Linked DNA regions of Homo sapiens: region 1 is linked to region 2. Evidence: chromatin loops called from intact Hi-C (ENCODE). Cell type or tissue: heart right ventricle. All regions are shown on one strand. Links, peaks and the distances in the headings refer to the core of each region. The heading gives the core; the rest is flanking DNA. Region 1 overlaps DENND4C (DENN domain containing 4C). Region 2 overlaps PLIN2 (perilipin 2).

Region 1 (2,917 bases), core at 209-2,708, 230 kb after region 2:
AAAAGACAATGAAATTGGCCTGCATCCTTTGCCCTTCATTAGTGGTGGCTGCAGTTGACTTTTCTGAAGTTGACTGTCTTGTCTGAAAATGTATCTATTGTATGACTGTACAGAAATTAATTTGTTCAGCTTCTTAAACCAATGTAAAAGTACTCCTTGTTCTTAAAGTCTTTTCTCTTTGTATTTACCGTGACTCCGAGTTTCACTCATTACTTGTTTGGGTAGTGCTCAAGAGGTGGGGCTAAAGATTTTTTGAGAAAATAATTGATATATACATTGCAGATTCCATTTTCCTAACCTCTTGATAGCAGAGATACTGGGGAAAAGGAGGGAAGAGTTTTCTTCGTCAGAGGCTTAGAATCCTCTCAAAATATTGAACTGGACATCGTCTGTGGACTGTTGTGTTTCCTTCCCTTTTAACTTATTTTCATATTAAGAACGAAGGGCGAGGATAATGGGGCTTTTGTCAGTATAGCAAATTTTTTTTAAAAAACATTGAATAAAATGTGCCGTTAAATTCCTTGGAAATACTATGAGAACCAATAATATTTGCAAGGATTTGTTTCTCAAATATTGGGACCAGCTTTCAAAGCAGGTACATATTTTGAGTTGTAAAATAGGTTAGTTTAATTCCCGTGAAGGCTTAAAAGAATATCTCTAAATGCTTATTCTGATTAATTGATATGATTATCAGTACTAACTTGAAAGATTAAAAAGAACCTTGAAATCAATCTTGAAGTTTAAAAGAAAGATCTTATCTAAGACAGCTTTTTTCCTTGAAGCACCCAGATATTGTTATGCTTTTTAACAAAACAAATGATGTGACTACAGTAAAAAGCAATGGATAAAAAAGAAAACGAAGGAAAAGAAAAACACAAATGAGAATCCTAAATATGAATAACTCAGGCTGCTATACAGTTCCACAGACTAGGTGACTTATAAACAACAGAAATTTATTTCTGCCGGGCTCAGTGGCTCATGCCTGTAATCCCAGCAATTTGGCAGGCTGGAGGGAAAGATCGCTTGAGGCCAGGAGATTGAGGCTGTAGTGAGCCATGATTGCACCACTGTACTCTCCACCCTAGGTGACAGAGCAAGACCCTAACTTTGTTTGTTTGTTTTTGAGACAGACTCTCACTCTGTCGCCTAGGCTGGAGTGTAGTGGCACAGTCATGGCTCACTGCAGCCTCAACTTCCTGGGCTCAGGCAATTGAGGATTCTCCCGCCTCAGACCCCCAAGTAGCTGGGACTACAGGCGAATGCCACCACATCTGGCTAATTTTTGTATTTTTTTGCGGAGACAGGGTTTCTCCATGTTGCCCAGGCTGGTCTCGAGCTCCTGAGCTCAGGTGATCCGCCTGCCTCAGCCTCCCAAAGTGCTGGGATTACAGGTGTGAGCCACCATGCCCGGCATAACCCTAACTTAAAAAAAAATAAAAGAAAGAAATTTATTTCTTATAGTTCTAGGGGCTGGAAAGTCCAGGGTTAGGGTGTTAGCATGGTGAGTTCTGCAGAGGGCCCTCTTCCAGGTTGCAGAGTGCTAACTTATTGTATCCTCGTACAGCAGAGAAGGAGAGAGCTCTCCTTTAAGGGCTCTAATCCCATTCATCAGGGTTCCACTTTCATGATCAAATTATCTTTCAAAGGCCCTGCCTCCTAATACTGTCACACTGAGGGTTAGGATTTTAGCATGTGGATTTTGGCGGACACAAACATTCAGTCCATAACAGGTAGACTTAAGTTCTAATAATGATTCAAATAGGAAATAACAGCTTTTGGTCTTGGAGTGAAACAAATTGCATGGTAGCCAAGAGTAAAAGACTGCTTTCTTTTTCCAAAGCTGGGGGAAGCTGCTATGGCCATTAGCATATTTTTTCTCTACCTGATCAAATAAGACTGACTTCTGTGAAGGCTAGGATTATGTCTGTTTTATTTGCCTTTATATTCCTAGCACCTCATATAGTGGCTACTAGTAGACGTTTAGTATTTGTTGAAGAAATGGATATATCTGAATAATTTTTTAACCACTCAGATTTTATCAGCCTTCTTAGAATTTGCCAGTGCTAAGCATTCCATTCCGGATTATTTTACTTTACAGCAGTAAGACTTTGAGTATAGCAAATATACAATTCCTATAAGATTACAAATTTGCTTTTTGCAGAGTAGATTACTGGCAAGTATTTGTTGAATTGGATACAAAACTAAGATGGAAGAGATTCTTTCTTTTTCTGTATTTTAGTGAAGAACACAGGTATATCCATCTATCATATGTTGCATGATTTGTTTTTTTAAATGGGTGTTTATATAAATATAGGATGAAAGACAGGTTATACATTAAAATGTCCCTGGGAGGCAAGTTTTAAATAGCTTTTCCAGTGCACTTTTTTTTATACTTTCTTTATGGCCTCTAAATTTTCTGGATCTTTTATTCTGAGTATATGTCACATTCATAATCAGGAAAACAATAAATATTTTAATAAAAGTTAACTTGGAAAATAGGTTCATTGTTAATATTTTACTTTCCCTTTTAGGTAGTATATCAAATGTGCTGTTTTCTACTCAAGATCCAGTTGAAGATGCAGTCTTTGGCGAAGCTACTAATCTCAAGAAGAATGGTGATAGAGGAGAAAAAAGACAAAAGCATTTTCCTGAGAGGAGTTGTAGTTTTAGTTCTGAAAGTCGAGCAGGAATGTTGCTTAAGAAGAGTAGTTTGGATTCGAATTCAAGTGAAATGGCTATCATGATGGGAGCAGATGCCAAGATTCTCACAGCAGCATTGACATGTCCTAAGACTTCTCTACTTCATATTGCAAGAACCCATAGCTTTGAGAATGTTAGCTGTCACCTACCTGATAGTAGGACTTGTATGTCTGAAAGCACTTGGAATCCTGAGCACAGATCATCTCCGGTGCCAGAG
Region 2 (2,917 bases), core at 195-2,694:
TAAGGCTGGACAGTGAAGAATCTCCCTTTAGGACTCACGCTTTAACTGGTTCCCTGGCAAGAAATGCCCAATGCCTTTACATGATGCTGATTTAAACAATCACTCACTTCCTTTCAGCTCTGATTCCTTTTCAGTGAGGTAGTCAGACATGACTAGGCCCTTTTACTGGTTTAAAAACCCACTCACAGGGGTCCAGTAAGTTGGCAAACAAAGAGGGCCAACTGTCACCTAGTAAAATTTGAATATGCACATTAGCTTTTAATTTGTTTTAAATCTGTTATCAAGCATCCTATTTTTTTTTAATTTGTTATCAAGCATCCTATTTTCTTTTCTTTTTTTTTTTTTTTGAGATGGAGTCTTGCTCTTTCGCCCAGGCCAGAGCGCAGTGGCGCTATCTCGGCTCACTGCAAGCTCTGCCTCCCGGGTTCACGCCATTCTCCTGCCTCAGCCTCCCGAGTAGCTGGGACTACAGGCACCCGCCACCGTGCCCGGCTAATTTTTTGTATTTTTAGTAGAGATGGGGTTTCACCGTGTTCGCCAGGATGGTCTCGATCTCCTGACCTCGTGATCCGCCCACCTCAGCCTCCCAAAGTGCTGGGGTTACAGGCATGAGCCACAGCACCCGGCCAAGCATCCCATTTTTAACATTAGCCTTCTAATGTTCTCACTCTGCCAAACTCCCCAACAGGCCAATTGAAATTCATGTATGTATAATAACTCTGTCATGCAGGTTAAGCAGCTCTACGAAAGCAACACACAAAGCATATGGAACAAACAGCATGTAACTGGTCTATCCTGCAGTGAATTTTATTGAATTCAAAGGTAGTATTCCTATTTGAGAAATGAAAAACTAAAATCAAGTTTTACAAGCAAGCATCATGAGATAAAGCAGTGAAGACGCCTTTTCAGATCACACCAGAGCAGACACCAGTTTCTACCCCAGCCCACATGAAGATGTTTTTATTCAATACAAACAGTAACAGAGGCAACACAATGGCCATAGAATGAGAACATAAGTGCATTTGAATTTTTTCTGAGTTCTGGCTATAGGCTCTGACAAGCCTATCATTCTTTTCTTACCAGGTGAACAGAAATCATCTGCTAATGCCAGAAACTTTAAAGCTCTTAATTCAGCTGGAAACAACTACAATTGAGGGCCTTTATACTAGCTACTTGCTTCCCAATTTAGGGTTGCCTAGCAAGTTAATTTCAACATAACAAAAGGTGTCATCTGTCTGGCCACAGCATGCACTAGTGATAGGGGCAGGTTTAATGAGTTTTATGCTCAGATCGCTGGGTCTCCTGGCTGCTCTTGTCCATCTCTGCACCTTGGTCCTGAGCATTCTGAGACTCAGTCAGCTGAGGATAAAAGGGACCTACCAGCCAGTTGAGGGGCGTGTTGTTAACAAGATAATCCATCACGTCATCTAAAGATTCCTTCATTTTCTGCAGCTGCCCCTTGCTAGAAGTGAGGAGGCTGTCAGACACTTCTTTAAAGGAGGCAGCATTGCGGAACACTGAGTAGATGTCGCCTGCCATCACCCCCATGTGCTTGGCTTGATCTTGGATGTTCTGTGGTACACCTTGGATGTTGGACAGGAGGGTGTGGCACGTGGTCTGGAGCTGCTGAGTCAGGTTGCGGGCAATTGCAAGAGTACGTGACTCAATGTGCTAAAAATAAAACTTAAAATTAGCAGTGGATCCAACAGTGCTATGTATAAATTAGTTCGATGACAGTAGGCTGGTTATGTGTCCACCACATATGTGGATTCTTTGGCTTTTAAAAATCCTCATTACAATGCCGAGTGCAGCAGTATTATTCACATTTCATAGATATGAATATAAGCTTAGAGTTTAAGTAGATGGCTTCAGTTAACAACTGGAAAACAGCTGGGTAGGGATTCGAACTAGTGCCTGAGTCTCCAAAGTTCATCATCTTAAACTGAAGAAACATATTAGGTAGGGGAGACCCAAAAGAATGGAAATATCCTTCATGTTAGTAGTGTAATGTATATATTCCCTCCTCAAATAAAATGACAAGACATGAACAAACAGTTCATATTGACTTCAGAGCTTTTGGGACACAAAGAACCACTTTCTAGGACTATAAGAGGATATTTCTTTTCCCTTCCTTCCTCCCTGCTTCCCTTCCTTTTTCTTTCTTTCTTCTTTCTTTCTTTTCTTTTCTTTCTTTCTTTCTGAGACAGGGTCTCAGTCTGTTGCCCAGGCTGGAGGGCACTGGCACAATCATGGCTCACTGCGGACCCGACCTCTCGGGCTTAGGTGATCCTCCCACCTCAGCCTCTCGAGCAACTAGGACTACAGGTGCACACCACCACACCCTGCTAATTTTTGTATTTTTTGTAGAGATGGGGTTTCACAGTTGCCCAGGCTGGTCCTGAATTCCTGGGCTCAAGTGATCTGCCTGCCTTGGCCTCCCAAAATGCTGAGATTACAGGTGTGAGCCATTGCACCCAGCCAAGATGCTATGCCTTCCCTCTGGAACCTTGGTCACCTTATTGCCCTTTCACCTAGTTTATTCACCCATTAGTTCTCAGCTTACCATTCATCTCTTCCAGAAAGCAATGTGACTCAACTACCCCCACTCCAAGGCTGCCTGAGATAGTCTTCCCATATGTTTTCTTTTTTTTTTTTTTGAGACAGAGTCTTACTCTGTTGCCCAGGCTGGAGTGCAGTAGCATGATCTCGGCTCATGGCAACCTCTGCCTCCCAGGTTCAAGCTATTCTCCTGCCTCAGCTGCCCGAGTAGCTGGGACTACAGGCACGTGCCACCATGCCTGGCTCATTTTTTGTATTTTTAGTAGAGACAGGGTTTCACCATGTTGGCCAGGATGGTCTCGATCTCCTGACCTCGTGATCTACCCGCCTCGGCCTCCCAAAGTGTTGGGATTACAGG

What was found. Hi-C counts contacts between places; a loop is a spot of excess contacts. Peaks named below come from ENCODE experiments on the same cell type or tissue, not always from the same donor. Only the 100,000 strongest peaks of a DNase experiment are listed, where the experiment ranks them.
Region 1: a loop joins it to region 2, with 1.9 times the contacts of the local background. A loop is called at or near these places in 1 of 110 quality-filtered maps.

What each region holds. Positions count from the first base shown.
Region 1 is chr9:19,343,390-19,346,306 of GRCh38, forward strand. DENND4C (DENN domain containing 4C) reads left to right here. Exons shown (of 33, transcript NM_001330640.2): 23 at 2,532-2,917. Among named protein-coding and RNA genes, the nearest start is that of RPS6, 35 kb to the right of the region's middle. In heart right ventricle, for the core only: no CTCF peak of the experiment used is centred there; no DNase peak of the experiment used is centred there.
Region 2 is chr9:19,114,979-19,117,895 of GRCh38, forward strand. It overlaps PLIN2 (perilipin 2), which reads right to left. Exons shown (of 8, transcript NM_001122.4): 8 at 783-1,671. The coding sequence ends at 1,270. Among named protein-coding and RNA genes, the nearest start is that of PLIN2, 11 kb to the right of the region's middle. In heart right ventricle, for the core only: no CTCF peak of the experiment used is centred there; a DNase peak (open chromatin) is centred at 1,587; H3K27ac peaks cover 1,025 bases.